Regions from separate parts of the Mus musculus genome. Here region 2 is linked to region 1. Evidence: chromatin loops called from intact Hi-C (ENCODE). Cell type or tissue: heart. All regions are shown on one strand. Links, peaks and the distances in the headings refer to the core of each region. The heading gives the core; the rest is flanking DNA.

Region 1 (8,324 bases), core at 301-8,300:
GAGAGCAGCGGGAATCCCAGAAGCCCTCACACCAGCTCGTAGGCAGCTACAAGCAAAGGATCCCATTGCAAAGAAGGTTCAAGGTGAGAACTGATACCAGACGTCATCCTCTGACCTCTACACACGGGCTGTGGTATGTGTGTGTTTGTACTCACACACATGAACCTGCACATATGGGGACACACACACACACACACACACACACACACACACACACACACACACACAGACCTTTTCAACTGTTCATGGTGCATACTAGTAATCTAAGCCCTAGGGAAGGAGAGGCTGGAGGAGCAGGAGTTCAAAGCCAGCATGAGCTACACAAGACCCTGTATCAAGACCACCACCACCATAACAACAAACAGCAAAATTCCTTCCCCAAAATAACTCCCAAGGTAGCTGAGTGGTGTTGCCTGCGATCCCAGCCCTGGGAGGCAGAAGCAGGAGGATTTGGGCCACACCAGCCAGCCATGCAGAAGCATGGACACTGCGGGGGAAGTTGTCCAGAGATGCCTGGACACCAGAACACTTAACTCACCCAGGCAACTCTGGGGTCTTCGCTGAAGCCATGGGGACTCTCATGCTGGCATGGGAGTTCGTGCCTGCTCCCGGAGGGGCTGCAGACTCCAGCCCTGATCATCCTGACAGTCTCCTGTCCCACCCTGCCTGGCTTTTCTACACCTACCTCCACATCCCATTCATTGTCCCTGATGGCCAGGCAAATCTCAGCTCACCAGCTACCGTGCAGACACCACAGCACACCATCTGCCTTGACTTCCTCCTTTCCAATACAAGCAAACGGAGCCACACCAATCCTCCCCTGGGATTGTGACATCAGAGTCCTGTTGGTCCCTCTGCCTCTGATTTCCATAGCCCTCGCTCCTGGCCAAGTCTGGCACATAGCAACTGCTCAATAAGGATTTCTTGCAGCGATTATGTAGATTTTCCTGTCTGGGTAGGGGCCCTAGCTTGGATATTCTGTAAGTGGCCTTGGTGGCAGTTGGTTGAAACATGACCCAGACATCCACAGTAGCGACAGGGAGCTGTCGCAGCCCAGGCTCACGCTGTTGCAGGGAAGAGAGGTGCTAGGGTGAATGCAGTCTAGGCTGGGCTTCTCTCCACAGACAAGACCTGGCTGTAAGGACTGCGGATGGCTTCTGCGCCTTCCTCAGCTCAGCATTTGTGCAGGGCGTGGATAACACCCCAGGGAATAGGCCCCGTGGTGAGGGGCCCTGCTTGGGGGGTAGGACTCCAGGTGCCTCATGTTGAGGCAGGCTGCGGGGAAGCAACCCAGCTACTTCTGGTGCCAAGAGCCACCCGCCCGCAGAGCCCTTTCTCACAGAGGCACCTCCTCCCCAGTGAGGCCTCCAGGGTTTAAGAGACAGGATTAGAGCCCAGACAGCTAGGGCTGTAAACCCAGCCACCTGCTGGGTCTGTTCACGGTCTCCTAAATGGGATGGCCCCTCAGTGTCTGGGTGGTTGTGCCCCTTACTCCAGGCTGCTGGGGTGAGAGCTCCCTCAGCTTCAGCAGACACTCACTGCTTCTGAAGGCTATGAGCTTTGAGGTCCTTGTGGTGAGAGAGGTCCTTGATGGCTGCACAGGGCATTCAGTGTACCTGCTGGGCACTAGGGTCCTGAGGACACAGGGGACCCTCATCCTTTCTTTCAGGATGAGGGTCTAGTCTCAGAGTCCCGTAAGTTCTACTTTGACGGGAGGCCACGGAGAACTATTGGTTCCCAAAGTGGGGGACAGAATAGACATGGCTCTGACTGTGACACTGGAACCTGAGGAGACATGGAGGGATGGATGTAGGTATCTTGGAAGCCTGACCTCGCCTGGCCCAGGCTTGGATAACCTGTGACCAAAACGTCTTGGCTCTGTACTGCCGACAGAGGTCCTTTCAGCCCCCAACCCAGGCCCCCTGCCACAGAGGAGACCCCACATTCCACATAACCTGTAGCTTTAAGCCTCCTGTTGGGCTGTCTCCTGCAAACTGCTCATTCCACATTCTCGGGGTGGTGGGGTGGGTGGGGTGCCGGCACGCCCTGGGGAGGATGGCTATAAGGCAGAGGGCTCACTGGGCCCCTGGAGAGCTGAGGATTTGCCATCCAGCTGTTCACATGGCTCTGCTGCTCCTGGGTGTCTGGGGGATCTTGCTACTTCTGGGGCTGTGGGGACTGCTCCAGGGCTGCACCCGGAGCCCCTCCCTGGCTCCTCGGTGGCCCCCTGGGCCTCGCCCTCTGCCGTTCCTGGGGAACCTGCATTTGCTGGGTGTGACCCAACAAGACCGGGCACTGATGGAGGTAGGGTGGGCGACCCTATTTCATCTCACAGCTCACATGGTGTCTGTGTCCCAGCACTGACAAGGGAAGCCAGGGGGGATTCAGGATGCCAGAGGCTTGTCCCAGAGAGCAGATGTTGGAAGCAAGAGTGGCCTAGGCTAGGGAGATAGCTCATTGTAGTGTGTTTGCTTAGCATTCACAAGAGCCTGGTTCTATCCCAGAATTGCAAATAAAAGATAGATAGATAGATAGATAGATAGATAGATAGATAGATAGATAGATAGATAGATAGATACGTAGGTAGGTAGGTAGGTAGGTAGGTAGATAGATAGATAGATAGATAGATAGATAGATAGATAGATGGGACAGGACAGCAGCCAAGGGTCAGGGCTCAGGATTGGTGAGCAGGGTGGGCTCTGGAACAATGAGGAAGAGACTGGCAGGTGTGTCTAGAAGTGTTGGAAATGTGGCAGGGCAGCAGTGCCCTTGTCTGGGTAGGGTATTAGCTAGGTACGGCTTCTCCCTAGAACTCAGACATGAAGGTAAGCTGGCTGCACCGCCACTGGCCAGGGTTAACTGGCTCAGTAGGGTGGAGGTCCTTGAATTTTGTCTGGGGACTCTTGTTTGCAGAGAAGTCCACACAACTGCAGAGCTAGCTTGAAGTGGCTCTGCCACACCTTTCCTAGGGTGGGTCAGGCTAGACTCCGACGTGGCTGCCGGCACTAGGTTCAGAGGCTCAGGCCCTACCTCGGGGCCCAGTCTGAGGAGCAGAGATCAGGCAGATCCAGCCATGGCTCTGGGTGAGACCCACAAATTCCACTCTAGCTTTCTCATTTTTTTTCAACGGTTTCTCTTTGAAGTGGGGTGATGGAAGTTTGAACATTTGAACAGCGCCCCCTCCTGGGGAGACTGGAGGGGCTCTTGGGGTTCTCTCCAGCTCTTAAGCTTCCAGCCTACATACAGTACGGCTGTATGTAACTCTTAGAGGGTGGGTGGAGGCTGCCTGTCTGACACCTGTCTGTCCCCACCAGCTCTCAGAACGCTACGGGCCCATGTTCACAATCCATCTGGGATCTCAGAAGACCGTGGTGCTGTCGGGCTATGAGGTGGTGAGGGAGGCCTTGGTTGGAACCGGGCATGAGCTAGCCGACCGGCCCCCAATTCCCATCTTCCAGCACATCCAGCGAGGTGGGGGTAGGTGGGCATTGGGGTTCCTTGCCAGATGGGGGGGAGACTAGGCCTCTTGGATTGGTACTAGGGAGAGACAGGATCAGCCTATTGCAAGACAGGAGAAGTATGACCCAGGGTAACCTCCGAATGGGAGGGGCATGGAGTTGAGCCTGCCCCCCCACCCCGAGTGGGCCCCCTGTTCCCTGCATGCATCATCAGATGGGGCGTGGCTGGCACTCATGGCTCATGTCTACCTGACAGGCATTTTCTTTTCTTCTGGAGCTCGCTGGAGGGCGGGTCGCCAATTCACGGTGCGCACACTGCAGAGCCTGGGTGTGCAACAGCCATCCATGGTGGGCAAGGTGCTGCAGGAGCTGGCCTGTCTTAAAGGACAGCTGGATAGCTATGGAGGTGAGTGGGGGACCGGGATGCCCCTGCCCAGCATCTATTCCCACCTGAGGCCTTTCTCCCTGACCTACAGGCCAGCCCCTCCCCCTGGCGCTGCTGGGTTGGGCACCCTGCAACATCACCTTCACACTTCTCTTCGGCCAGCGCTTTGACTACCAGGATCCTGTGTTTGTGTCCCTGCTGAGTCTCATTGACCAGGTCATGGTCCTGTTGGGGTCACCTGGCATACAGGTGAGAGGTTGCCACCCGACAGGAAATTGAGCCCCAGCTGAACTAGAATGTTGGGCCCAGTTCTAAACCCTGAGGTCAGGGCTGGTTGGTACCTAACAATCTTCAAACAACGGATGTGTGACATCGGCCAAAGACAGACTGCACATGAAGCAGGCCCTATGCTCTCTGGCAGATGGGGCATTTGGACCAAAGAACCCCACCTTTTCACACACCCCTATAGTAATAAGTGCAGTTGCTGAAGTGTGTGCAAGGACCTTTACAGTTTGTGGGACCTGAGTCCGAGGGTCCCTCACACCCAGGCATGTTTCCTTGTACTTATTTATTCTTTTGATAGAGAGTGTCTCTATGTAGCCCTGGCTGTTCCGGAATTGTCTATATAGGCCAGGCTGGCTTCGATCACACAGATCCACCCATCTTTGCCTCCTGAATGCTGGAACTAAAGGTGTGTGCTACCATGCCTGGGCAGTAGAGATGGTCCTCACCATTTAGAGCAATGTGAGGCATTTCCCCAGTAATTGCTAATGCACCCGGAATTCTGAAGACTTACTGGCACCAGACCCACTCTATTGTAAGTCACACATTGCCCATCCGAAGGACCTGTGAGCCCGCATAGCTATGACTCCTTTCTTTCAGCGATAATAGAAAGGAACATGTTTCCAGGGAGCAAAGAGTACTTGGATCTTGCACAGAGCCATCCAAATGCATCAGGTCAGCTGGCTCCTTCCTGAACACCCTGAGATTGTTCTCCTGCTCCCTGGACTTCCAGGAGGGTGACAAGCCTCCAGTTCTGCTGGCCTGGTGCCCTCTTGTGGCCAGGGGCAGCATTGCCCTGATTCGTTTGTCCAGAGCCTGCACCTGATGGACGGATTGGCTTGCTCACAGTAACTGCATCTGTCGCCTCACCTCTACCCTACCCCCTGTCCTGCCCACACGCAGCTATTCAACACGTTCCCCCGGCTGGGGGCCTTCCTGCGGTTGCACAGGCCGGTCTTGAGCAAGATCGAGGAGGTGCGCACCATCCTGAGAACCCTGCTGGAAACGCGGAGACCACCCTTGCCAACGGGCGGTCCCGCGCAGAGTTATGTAGAAGCTCTGCTTCAGCAGGGCCAGGTGTGGACAGGGCCAGGGCTTCATCGGAGACGGGGGTGGTGGTGGTGGTGGGGTGTTGGGGGCCCCAGTTCACAGGAGGGGAACTATGGAGGGCTCTTCCCCATCTGTTGACCTCTGGGAGTCCCAGTCTCCTCTATCAGATTGGCCCCTGTGAATACCTGGAGTGGGCACTGATGTTGGGTGAACCCCCAGTAAACACCAGTGCTTTCCACCCAGCCTGATCTCTGCCCAGCCTCCTCTGGGTCCTGGAACTAGGCTGGGGCTACAGGTTGGGGTTGGATCCTCCTAGATTCGAGCCCAGTTCTGACCACCCTCCCTGCAGGAAGATGACCCTGAGGACATGTTTGGCGAGGCCAATGTCCTGGCCTGTACACTGGACATGGTCATGGCTGGAACAGAGACCACGGCGGCCACGCTGCAGTGGGCCGTCTTCCTGATGGTTAAGCACCCACATGTGCAGGGTGAGAGTCACCCCATGATAGAGAGCTCTTGGGGGTTAGGAATGGGGCTTCACCCATACAGTGCTACCCTCTGGCCTAGGTCGCGTGCAGGAGGAACTGGACCGAGTGCTGGGTCCTGGGCAGCTGCCTCAACCAGAGCACCAGCGAGCACTGCCCTACACCAGTGCTGTGTTGCATGAGGTCCAGCGGTACATCACACTCCTGCCCCATGTGCCCCGCTGCACAGCTGCTGACATCCAGCTGGGTGGCTACCTGCTCCCCAAGGTGGGGCCCCACTTACTTCTTCCCTTTGACTTGGGGTGCATGGGGGACTTCCTGGGTCTCATATTCACCCGTGGGGCAGGTGGGTGGCAGGAGCTCCCCCAGATGGTGTCCTGCCCTCGTCCCCTACCCACCCAGGACCCCTCTGCTTCACAGGGCACTCCTGTGATTCCTTTGCTCACTTCAGTCCTCCTGGACAAGACGCAGTGGGAGACCCCAAGCCAGTTCAACCCAAACCACTTTCTGGACGCGAAGGGGCGCTTTATGAAGCGGGGGGCCTTCCTGCCATTCTCCGCTGGTAACTTGCTAGCCTTCGGGGTGTGCCTACACCAGCTTCTGCTCAGCCCTCTCCCCTCCAGGAGCAGGCCTGGCATCTTACATGGGTTTCTCTTGCAGGTCGCCGGGTCTGCGTTGGGAAGAGCCTGGCCAGGACAGAGCTCTTCCTGCTGTTCGCTGGCCTCCTTCAGCGGTACCGCCTCCTGCCCCCACCCGGCCTCAGCCCTGCAGACCTGGATTTACGGCCTGCCCCAGCTTTCACCATGCGGCCTCCTGCCCAGACCTTGTGTGTGGTGCCGAGATCTTAGGGTGCACACATTCTGGAAAACTACCAGAGCCTAGCCTACCTCTCCTCCAGGGTGCACTGCAGGTTTTGGGGTGGTTGTAGCATTCCTAGCAATGAATGATAGGCAGACAGTCCCACACTGTCCCTCTGGACCACCACAGCTCTTATGACTCAGTGTACAGTGGTGCCAAGGCTGCTTACCCGTATGTGGAGGTTGGAAGCTGGCCTTTCATCTGGCATCATGGGGCAGAGGGCGTATCGGCCCAGTGCAGCGGCCCTACCCTGTCCTGATATGGTGCTTACAGGAACCCTAACTCACCTTCCAGGCTTTTACACCCCGGACACTACAGACACTTTTCTATTCTGGTCCCCAAGGCAGCCAAATCCTCAGAGTAGAGACTACAATCCCTTCATTGTTCTCCCCCCCACACACACACTGCACCCCCCGCCCACCCTATCTTTGGCTATACCCAGGCTTCCCACCAGGTCACAGGGTTCCCCCATCCCCAGAAGCCTGGTCTATAGCCCTTCCATAGCCCCCCCGTATACCCCATCTCCCTACCTAGGCAGATTCTGCCCAAAGTTCGGGATTGCTCCACCTTTGACTGGTACCAAGGGGACCCAGGGGCTGCTGAGCTTGACCACAGGCGACATTTTTGTTCCTTTCTTTTGCTGTGACAACTGGCATTCTGCCATGTGGCTACTTGGAACAGGAATGGCTGGAGGGAAAGAGCTTCGCCCAGCTGATGCCCCGGGAACCTTCGCCTGGTTCCTGATGCCAGTTCTCACCAACAGCGAGGAACCTACCACATTTCCTGTTTCGACTTGGCTACCAGGAAACCCTTAGCTATGGTCCTTGTTCCTTCCATCTCCTCCCCCTGCCCCACCTCCTCTTCTCAGTGGTGTTTGTATTCCTTGTTTCTCTGTGCGCTCACTCAAGGCTTTGAAATGCGCGGGTGATAACCTTGTTGCGTATGTCTGTTGTGACGTGCCAACTCCAGCTGTGCCTTCTCCAGAAGCATTCCTGTGGCCACGGATATGGCCACCGTCAGTACAGGGCTTCCCCAAGTGCGGAAGGGCAGGCCTAGATGCCACCATGAGTGGCAAGAGCCAGTTGGAGTACATGTGAGACCCAGATCATACAACACTTGGGTCCCTTCTGGCACCAAGAGTCTGGTGGTTGGTGGTGACAGGTCGCTGTTGACTAAAGAGACATGAGTAAGTCCCCCTTGGGCTCTGGTGGTGTACTGTGTTGGTGCTGGCCCCAGCCAGTGCTTTAAAGTAACTAAACATGAAGTGACAGAGTGTCTAAATGACATAGGACAAGGTCGAGGACAGGGTTTGTAGCCAGATTGTCTGAGACCCCAAGACCCAGGAAGGGGTTCATGCTTTGGCTGGCCGCCTGTCTCCCCACATTAATGCAGTATTTGGCTACTGTGCCCAAGTGCTAGGGACCGGAGACAAGCCTATCCCATTTGTTTTTTGAAACAGGGTTTTTCTGTGTAGCCCTGGCTGTCCTAGAACTCACTCTGTGGACCAGGCTGGCCTTGAACTCAGAGTTCTGCCTGTCTCTGCCTCCCGAGTGCTGGGACTAAAGGCGTGCGCCACTGTTGTCAATCTCATCACTTTTACTAGACCTGGGGTCAGCTCAGCTCTGCTCCACTCAAGTGAGCTGGCAGGTTAGAAGTCTAGAGGCTGCCCCAGTGTGTCCTCTCTCCTGCCATGTGGCAACTGCCAGGCAGGAAGGCAGAGGACAACATGCTTAAGGTTTGGGAGTGTGGGGTCTGCCCTCTAGTGGCAGTTGGATCTGAGTGGACTGCTCATGAAGGACTATGGCT
Region 2 (8,324 bases), core at 31-8,030, 310 kb after region 1:
GTAGGGATGCAGGATGAAAACCCACAGATCACCCTGCAATCACCCAATTGGAGGACTCTGACTCTTTGGGTATGGTCCTGGTGGCAGAGGGTGAGGCTGGCCTGTGAGAGTTAGAACCCAGGTGGAGGTGGAGTTGGAGTTGGGTGGACAGCTGAGTGCCCCATCTGCAATCCAAGGGAGTCTGCAGGAAGGATGCAAAATACAGCTGAGCTGCTGCCCGTTCCTATGGGTACTGTAAACACGTGTGCTCATTTCTGGGCAGGACACCTCCAGATGGTTACCCAGTTTCCTTGGTGCTGAAGGTAGTTAACATTGATTTTGTTCCCCTCTTGGCCTCAGTTCTTGCATCTGTAAAATGGGCTTGACTCCTAGGACTCCTCCCTCCTTCTGTTCCCTGCCCCCCTGCACGTACACCTAGCTCTTACCTCTGACCCCCTATCACTGAGCTCAGTTGCCAGGGATTGGTATATACAAGGGTGTCCTGGCCAGGCCAACACACCAGGGCCCCTCTGGGCAGGAAGTTAGGCCTCATTTATTGTTTTCCTGGGCAAGATATTCACAGGGCCCCAGCAGTGCATACCAAGCAGAGCAGGTGCGGGTGGGCAGGAGGTGTTGCCATCAGCAGAACAAAATAATTAAAAGAGGATTCGGGGATCAGACAGACTGTGGCTGGGGGCAGCCGGCACTTAACTCTTCCCAGGCTGGGCTGCAGAAGGACCAGTCCACGGGCAGGAGCTGGGTGAAACCATGCATTGAGCGTCCAGGTCCCAGAAGAAGATGGGCAGGAAGCCCCTCCTGCCATGTCCTCACTCTGGCCAGCGTCCTATGGGGTTGGTGCTCTGCCCCAGCGTTTCCCCTCAGCTGCCTAACCACGGTGGGCTTCTCTGCTGTTGCTTAAGTACTGGAAAGTGAACCCAAAGCTTGATACATGCTATGCAAACAATCTATCACTGAGCCATGTCCTCCGCTTCTCATGGTGGCTGGGGGGGGGGGGTAGACAGTGACAGATACTCTCCTGATGTGTGCCACCCCCTCCGGCATCTACAGAATATTCTAGGCAAGTATTCCACCACTGACCTCAACTCAAGCCCTCTTTCTGCTTGTGTGTGTGTGTGTGTGTGTGTGTGTGTGTGTGTGTGTGTGTGTGTGTATGTGTGTGTGTGTGTGACAGATAGGTTCTTACTAAGTTATCTAGGCAGGCCTTGAACTTCTAACATTCATCCTCAGGAGACCTGAAATGGCAGACCTACCCATCAGCCCCAACTCTAACCACTTTTGATTTCTGTGCCATCTGCTTCATCTTCCACCCAGGGGTGGGTCTATGCCTCAGCTCTGTCCAGCTATAGAGCAGATGAGACAAGAGAGCATCCACCAGCCCAGACAGGCTCCAACCCGTCCTAGAACTCCTTATGGGGACTGATGGAATCCCCAACAGGTCCTAGCATGGTAACTGGCTTCAGTCATCTCAGCTAATGGGCCAAACCTGCCTCCTTGAGCCAGTGATTAAGTAATAGAGAGGATCTGGACCTCAGTTTGAGCACTGTGGTGGCCAACCCTACCCAGCCTGTCCCATGGAAACCTCTGTGAACTCAGAGTCATCCTGTCCCTCCAGCATGCACCAGGGTCTCTAGCATCTTCGGAGTCTTCCAGAGCCCATAAGGACATGTGCAGGCCACAGCCATATAAGGAAATACAAATATTGGGAAAGACCAGTAGGAAAATGCGTTCCTGTCATATACTGCTGGCTGTCACACCAAACCAAACAGCATCGTTAGTCAAGCACAGAGTGGGTGGGTCCTCTCTGCACCACACTACAGGAGTCTCAGTTACAAGCCTGGACAGCCAGGGGGCAGATCACCTGCTGGTGTTTTCCCCCACATCCTGGGAATTGACTTGGGTCCTCATAAGGCTGTCAGTTTGGATGTCTGCCTGTGGCACCTGCTCTTGGCTTGCAGGGGGTTCCTCACAGCATGGTGGGTGGCAGAGCTCTGTGCGTCCAGGGAAAAGCCAGTGCAAGCTTTCTGTGTGTGTGTGTGTGTGTGTGTGTGTGTGTGTGTTAGTGAGTATATGTGTGAGTGTGTTAGTGTGTGTGACTATATAAGTGTGTAAGTATGTGTTAGAGTGTGTCTGTGAGTGTGAGAGTGTGTATGTGTGAGTGTGAATATGTGAGTGTGTATGTGAATGTGTGAAATTGTGAGTGTGTGAGTGTGTATTCGTGAGTTTGTGTGTGAGATTGTGTGTGAGTATGTGTGAGTGTGTGAGAATGTGTGACTGTGTGAGTGGGTGAGTGTGTGTGTGTGTGTGTGTGTGTGTGTGTGTGTGTGCATGTCTCCACTCTTCCATAGGAACAGGTACAAGTCACAGAGCAAGAAGAGTGTGAGGAGATGCAAGGATGGGAGCCTGCTATGACCAGCTGAACGTCCCACCCCAAGGAGGTAACAGATGAGGAAGAGCTCAAAGACCAAGGGAAGGAAGCATTCCCAGTGACAAAGGCCTGAAGAGGCTCTGGGGTGGTGAATTCCACAAGCCAGCAGCTAGAGATGCGAATGCCAGGGTGGGGGTATCCAACAGAGGATGGGGAGTCACAGCTTTTATGTTAGCTGCACAGAGTTCTCCCAAGTGTCCACCACATGCAGGCAAGATCTGTTCCCAGCTTCAGCGAAAAGGCACAAAGATTAGTAGTCTAAGGCTCCATGTCAGATGCTACAGGCTTCGAGGAGTAAGACGTGCCCCCCCCCCCAGCCGCGTTCACTCATAATTGGAGCTCAGAGAGGTAGCAGTGAGATGGGACAGTGTCCTCCTGGATCATCAGACAGCCCAAAGCATTCACACCACCCCAGGCATAGTTTGTAACTTCCACCTGCCCCCATCTCACATGTGCCTGGATGCCTGGCTCCAAAGCTTGGGCCTAATCAGCCTGGAGGAAGGAAGCCAGACTTCCCTATTTCACATGTAGCCTCCATGGGTGTCATTCCACTTAACCAGGAAGTTCCTCATTGTCCCCTAAGCACAAACTCAGCATCAGTCACCACGCACTCAACAAAGTAAGCCTCCCTGGGGAGCGGAGAAGAATAAACAAGCTGCAATGGCCTCTGGGGAGCTGAGCCATAGCAGAGTCTCCTGGCTCTGCCTGGCACCTGCCCACTGGGGACACCCACAGGTGCTGGGCTAGAGAGCAGAGAAACGTTCTCATTTTCTTCCTGACTGTTCCCCCCTTCTGTCCCAGGTTCTGGGGCTAAGCCTGGGACCATAGCTTGGTCCTGACACTTGACCAGGAAGCCTGGTGTATCCTATAGACCTGGCCCTGCCTTGTTGGCCTGCCCTTCCAACCTTAAGGAAGGTTTTGCCATGAGCCCTTTTCCCCATTTCATCCCAGATAATGGAGCTAATTGACCACAATGCAGAACAAGACTAAAACTCAGGATGTCTATCTCCAGGTGGGGCCACGGAGGGGACACTACTACCTCTTCTCCCTGCCCCTCCCCCATCCAGACCCACCACCACACAGTGGTGTGTGTGTGTGTGTGTGTGTGTGTGTGTGCACAAACTTCCTTGTTAATTGCCCTAGTAGTGCAGTAACACATCTGGAGTTAGTTTTAAAACAAATCCCAGCCTCCGTATCATCTCGCTCATAAATACTGCAGTATACAAGAGGGGCTTTCAATAATTTTCCATTTAAATGATGTTGGCGTTCTCCTACGATCAGCAAAGCACACGCTCACGGGGTAAAGACTGGTGGTGGTGGGGGAGGCTGATCGGGCCTCCCTGAGTGGGTTCTCCACAGCACCCCAATTTAACCCTGTACCTTCTCTCTATACACCCCAGTATTTTTTTAAAAAAAGTCTCAGTGTTGACACCAGCTCAAGACGTATGGGTCCCCAAGGGCTCTGGGGACACACCACTGGTAGCTGCAATTTTCCATGGTTATAAACACTGTGCTGAACATCTTTGTGCAGGAGGCAAGGCGTGGTTTTCGAATCATCGTCCAAGGAAGGTTCCCAGACCTGGAGTCCACCATCAAAGAGCCCAGCCCAGATTGCTTTCCAAGGAGACACAAACACCATTCAGTTGCTCGTAAATCATGATGCCATGTGCCCCAACACAGAGGTCACTGAGCATGTAGAACAGGGGAGGGGGTGAGCAGGCCTCTTCCCGCCTCTTCCCGCCCCCCCCCCCCCCGCGGCTGTGGTGGTGTGGGAAGGCTTTCTAACAGGGTGCCACAACTAACTTGACTCAATTTCCCCATCTGGAAAGTGGTCCAGAATAACATGCGTTGTGGGTCCTCTAAAGGCTCCTGACACCTCTGCAGAAAAGGTTGTCCCCCCATGTTGGGAGAGGACGGTCAGTCAGTGGTGCTCAACCACTTTACTGTGACCAGGATTTCCTCTGAAGAATGTATTTCCCTTCCAGGAAGAGGGTCGTCGATCTCTGTATGGATTGAGTTGTTGGCCTTCCTCCTCAGGGGGAGGTGGGTGTTGGCAAATCCAGGCAGAAAAGAGTCAGTCTCTCCCAAAGCTATTCCTTCCAGGACTCAGAAAGAGAACTTGACCAAGAATTCACAGCCTCGGGCGTCCTCAGATCCCAGACCCAGCTAAGCCACCTCCTTTGTCCTCGCCTAGGCAGATCATGCCACATCCCATTCCACAGATGGGGAAACTGAATTAGGGCACATCTAGCCTTGTATAAGTTTCGCCCCTTGCCTTGCTCAACCAAAAACCCAGATTCCCCTTTCTCTGAGCCTCTCCGCCCTGCCCGGTGTGTTTGTTCCAAAGGGATGTCCAGTTGTACCGAACGAAGCTGGAGTAGAAATCAGGCGCAGGGACCTAGTGCTGGCTTGCAAATAGAAGGAACCCTCCCCAGGGACGCCTAAGTACGCACCGGTCTGCAGCCCCGCAGCGCCTCCAGGCCGACGCAAGTGCCCTTGTGGCTCCTCTATAGCCCGGGTGGAGTCTCCGTGAGCAGACCAGACGCAGCGACGCGCAAGGGGCGCCCCCTGCCGACGTCAGATAGGAGCGCAGACCCCAGACCGCGCCAAGATTCCCCCCAGAGGAGGTCAGCTGAGGCCCTGACCACGAGTGACCCCAAACCAACAATGACTCCTTCACAAGTAACCCGGCAGAACAATCACCCACTGAGGACCTCTGATCATCAGTGACCCCCACCCACCAAGTAGCCCTTAATACCAATAGCCCTATCAATGAATTCTTCCATTTAGACACTTTCCCATCAATGACCCTGCCCATCAACAGCCCCGCTTATCAGGGATCCTGACCAAAGCAGACCCATCCGTCCCGAAGAGCCCCTCCCACTGTGGACCCCTTCCCATAATGACTGTTCACCAAAGCCCCCATCCATCAGTGACTCTCCTCACTTCAGAGTCTATTCACCTAGACTTCACCTACGAATAGGACTTCAGGCCCACCTAGACCATGCCTTCTTGGGACTCCAGCCCAACAATGATGGGGCCCACTACAGAAATGTGACAATCAGTAATCACAGGGCCACCGTGGCTGGCCTGCTCCCACCTGGCCCCTAGCTGGCCCTGTCCCTCAGGGTTTCGGGGAGTACCGGGACCATGAGCGTGTGAATTAGCGAGTACTTCACTCACAGGCTGTCTGCTCTTCCAAGTCTTCGTCGGCTTTTAGTCCCATCTTAGAAATGGGCAACTGAGGCCTCTGGCAACTGCATGATTCACCCTGTTTGACTCCCACAGCTCGGAGTATGATTGCTACTGAGGAGCCCTAACTCAGAGGCTTCATCTGTGGGTCGCTCAGGCAGAGGAATGCTGGACCGACTTGATGAGGCAGGACGTAGAGAGCCAAGCAGTTAGGATGAGGTTACCCTGGGCACAGGGGCTTGAGCGCCCTCCAGTGGTCATCCTCCTGGACCCCTCCCTGCTTTTGTCTGAGAACCATCCTTGTGTTGAGGAAGAAGGGGTCCTGGTGTGCTGAGAACAGGTAGCCATATCCCAGAGGTGGGAGGAACGAGGAAGCCTGGACAACGATGGGTGCCAGCACCTGCCCATCCGCACCTCCTGCCCATCTGTACTAGCCTCTGGGATGCACTGACAGAGACTGCAGCCAGCAGGGAGGAGGGACAGAGAGCCCCAAGGGCAATGGGAAGGTCCCGAAGCACAGAGGACCAGGTGGACATGGAAGTGTTAGAGGAAGGTGTCTGCTTCCCCCTGGTGACCTACACAGATGTTTACCAGTCCAGTCCTTGTCTAAGCCTGCCTGTGGCTGAGCCCAGGGGGTCATCAGGGACCACTGTGTGACCAACATGGGGTGAGCAGGCCCTGCTGTGATATCAGAGCCTGCATATGAGTGTATCTGTTTTATACCAGGATGGCATATTGGCAGGGCCATGGCTGCAGCCCAGGCTTGGGGACCTGCAGAGCCAGGTTATGCACTGCCCAGCCTTGCGCAGCCTGAGGTACAAAGGCACCGAATCCCAGCAAGGATTTAGGAGGTGACATTGGCCTCTTACTGAGAGTTCCCACTTATAGAGAGCTCACTGCCTCCAGAGGTGCCTCGCTCTGTTCCTGGGCAGTTTGGTAACTTAAACTTGAAAGTTTGTTTATTTGTTTTCTTTTGTAGTGCTAGGGATGGAACCCAGGGCTTTGTATGTACTAGTAAAATGCTACCCTGCTTGGTCACGCCCCAGCCCCTCACTGGGGAGTCTAGGCAGGGGCTCTACCAGTGAGCCACATCCCAGCCCCTCACTGGGGGATTCTAGGCAGGGGCTCTACCACTGAGCCACACCCCAGCCCCTCACTGGGGGAGTCTAGACAGGGGCTCTACCACTGAGCCACACCCCAGCCCCTCCCTGGGGGAGTCTAGACAGGGGCTCTACCACTAAACCACACCCATGCCCCTCACTGGGGGATTCTAGACAGGGGCTCTACCACTGAGCCATACCCCAGCCCCTCACTGGGGGATTCTAGGCAGGGGCTCTACCACTGAGCCACACCCCAGCCCCTCACTGGGGGAGTCTAGGCAGGGGCTCTAGCACTGAGCCACACCCCAGCCCCTCACTGGGGGAGTCTAGACAGGGGCTCTACCACTGAGCCACACCCCAGCCCCTCACTGGGGGATTCTAGGCAGGGGCTCTACCACTAAGCCACACCCATGCCACTCACTGGGGGATTCTAGGCAGGGGCTCTACTACTGAGCTGTACTTTTAGTCTTATGAGACAGGCTTTCCCTAAGTTGTCTAAACTGACCTTGAGTTCACTCATTAGCCCAGACAGGCCTTGAATTCTTAACCTTTCTGCCTCGGTCTGCTGAGTGTTGAGGCAGCAGCAGGGTATCATCCTCACCACTATGAACATTACAGATTAAAATCAGGCAGGTAGATCAATAGGTGGGTTATGAGTATAGAGCTCAATAGATAGTTGATGATAGACAAGTAGATAGGTGGATGGATAGATAGATAGATAGATAGATAGATAGATAGATAGATAGATAGATAGATAGAGAATGAAAGACATCTCATAGATGGATGGAGGAACAAAGGGATAGAGAAATGATTGACAGTTTGTCCCTGACAGTGCTGACCTCTGCTGTAGCATGGAGTCCGTGATTATTGTGATACTCAGCTCAAAGAATGCAGATGAATGAGGAAGAACAGTGCTTTCACCCCTGGAGGACAAAAGGACAGTGAGGGGTGGGGTGGGGTGAGGCCAGTGCCTGAGTCCTCCCCAGAGCAGGAGGAGACCTGCAGGAGGGCCGCAGTGAGGTAGTCACTGAATGGAGGCCACTCTGCCCAGTGAGGGGCTGGGGGTGTGACCAAGCAGGACAGCATTTTACTGGTATGTACGAGGCCCTGGGTTCCATCCCTAACAGTACAAAAGAAAACAAGTAAACAAACTTCTTTCAAGTCACCGAACTGCCCAGAAGACTGAGGCACCTCTGGAGGACACTTCTCATCTCTTGCTTCTGTGTGTGTGTGTGTGTGTGTGTGCGTGTGCGCGCGAGCGTGCTTGTGTCTGCAGGTGAAATTTGGAGGTCAGAGGCTGAAGCTGGGCTCTTTCTCAACTCCTCTCCGTCTTGGTCTCTACTTAGACAAGGAGCTCGTGGTTTCCACTAACTGGCTGGGCATCAAGTCCCAGGATTTGTCCGTCTCCACCCACTAGGGGCTGGGATGACAGACTCAAGATGCCACGCTCAACTTTTTAAAATATTCTAGTCCACGTATTTACTTATTAGGGAGGTTGGCACATGTGCCAAGGCGTGTGTGTGGAGCGTGGAGGGCAATGTGCGGAATTCGGTTCTTTCCTTTTACCAGTTAGGTCGCAGGGATCAAGCTCAGGTTGTCACCTTGGT

Evidence for each region. Hi-C counts contacts between places; a loop is a spot of excess contacts. Peaks named below come from ENCODE experiments on the same cell type or tissue, not always from the same donor. Only the 100,000 strongest peaks of a DNase experiment are listed, where the experiment ranks them.
Region 2: a loop joins it to region 1, with 2.3 times the contacts of the local background. A loop is called at or near these places in 10 of 42 quality-filtered maps.

The regions. Positions count from the first base shown.
Region 1 is chr5:139,350,526-139,358,849 of GRCm38, forward strand. Cyp2w1 (cytochrome P450, family 2, subfamily w, polypeptide 1) reads left to right here and starts at 2,091. Exons shown (of 9, transcript NM_001160265.2): 1 at 2,091-2,304; 2 at 3,315-3,477; 3 at 3,715-3,864; 4 at 3,935-4,092; 5 at 5,029-5,202; 6 at 5,525-5,663; 7 at 5,743-5,927; 8 at 6,081-6,222; 9 at 6,321-8,324. The coding sequence starts at 2,122. The coding sequence ends at 6,508. In heart, for the core only: CTCF peaks have their summits at 3,196 (motif pointing left), 4,904 (motif pointing left) and 8,278 (motif pointing left); DNase peaks (open chromatin) are centred at 3,900 and 5,062; H3K27ac peaks cover 487 bases; H3K27me3 peaks cover 5,246 bases.
Region 2 is chr5:139,663,734-139,672,057 of GRCm38, forward strand. Gm46926 (a long non-coding RNA gene) reads right to left here and starts at 5,479. Exons shown (of 2, transcript XR_001785003.1): 1 at 4,879-5,479. In heart, for the core only: CTCF peaks have their summits at 5,002 (motif pointing left) and 5,877 (motif pointing left); a DNase peak (open chromatin) is centred at 4,998; H3K4me3 peaks cover 324 bases; H3K27me3 peaks cover 7,569 bases.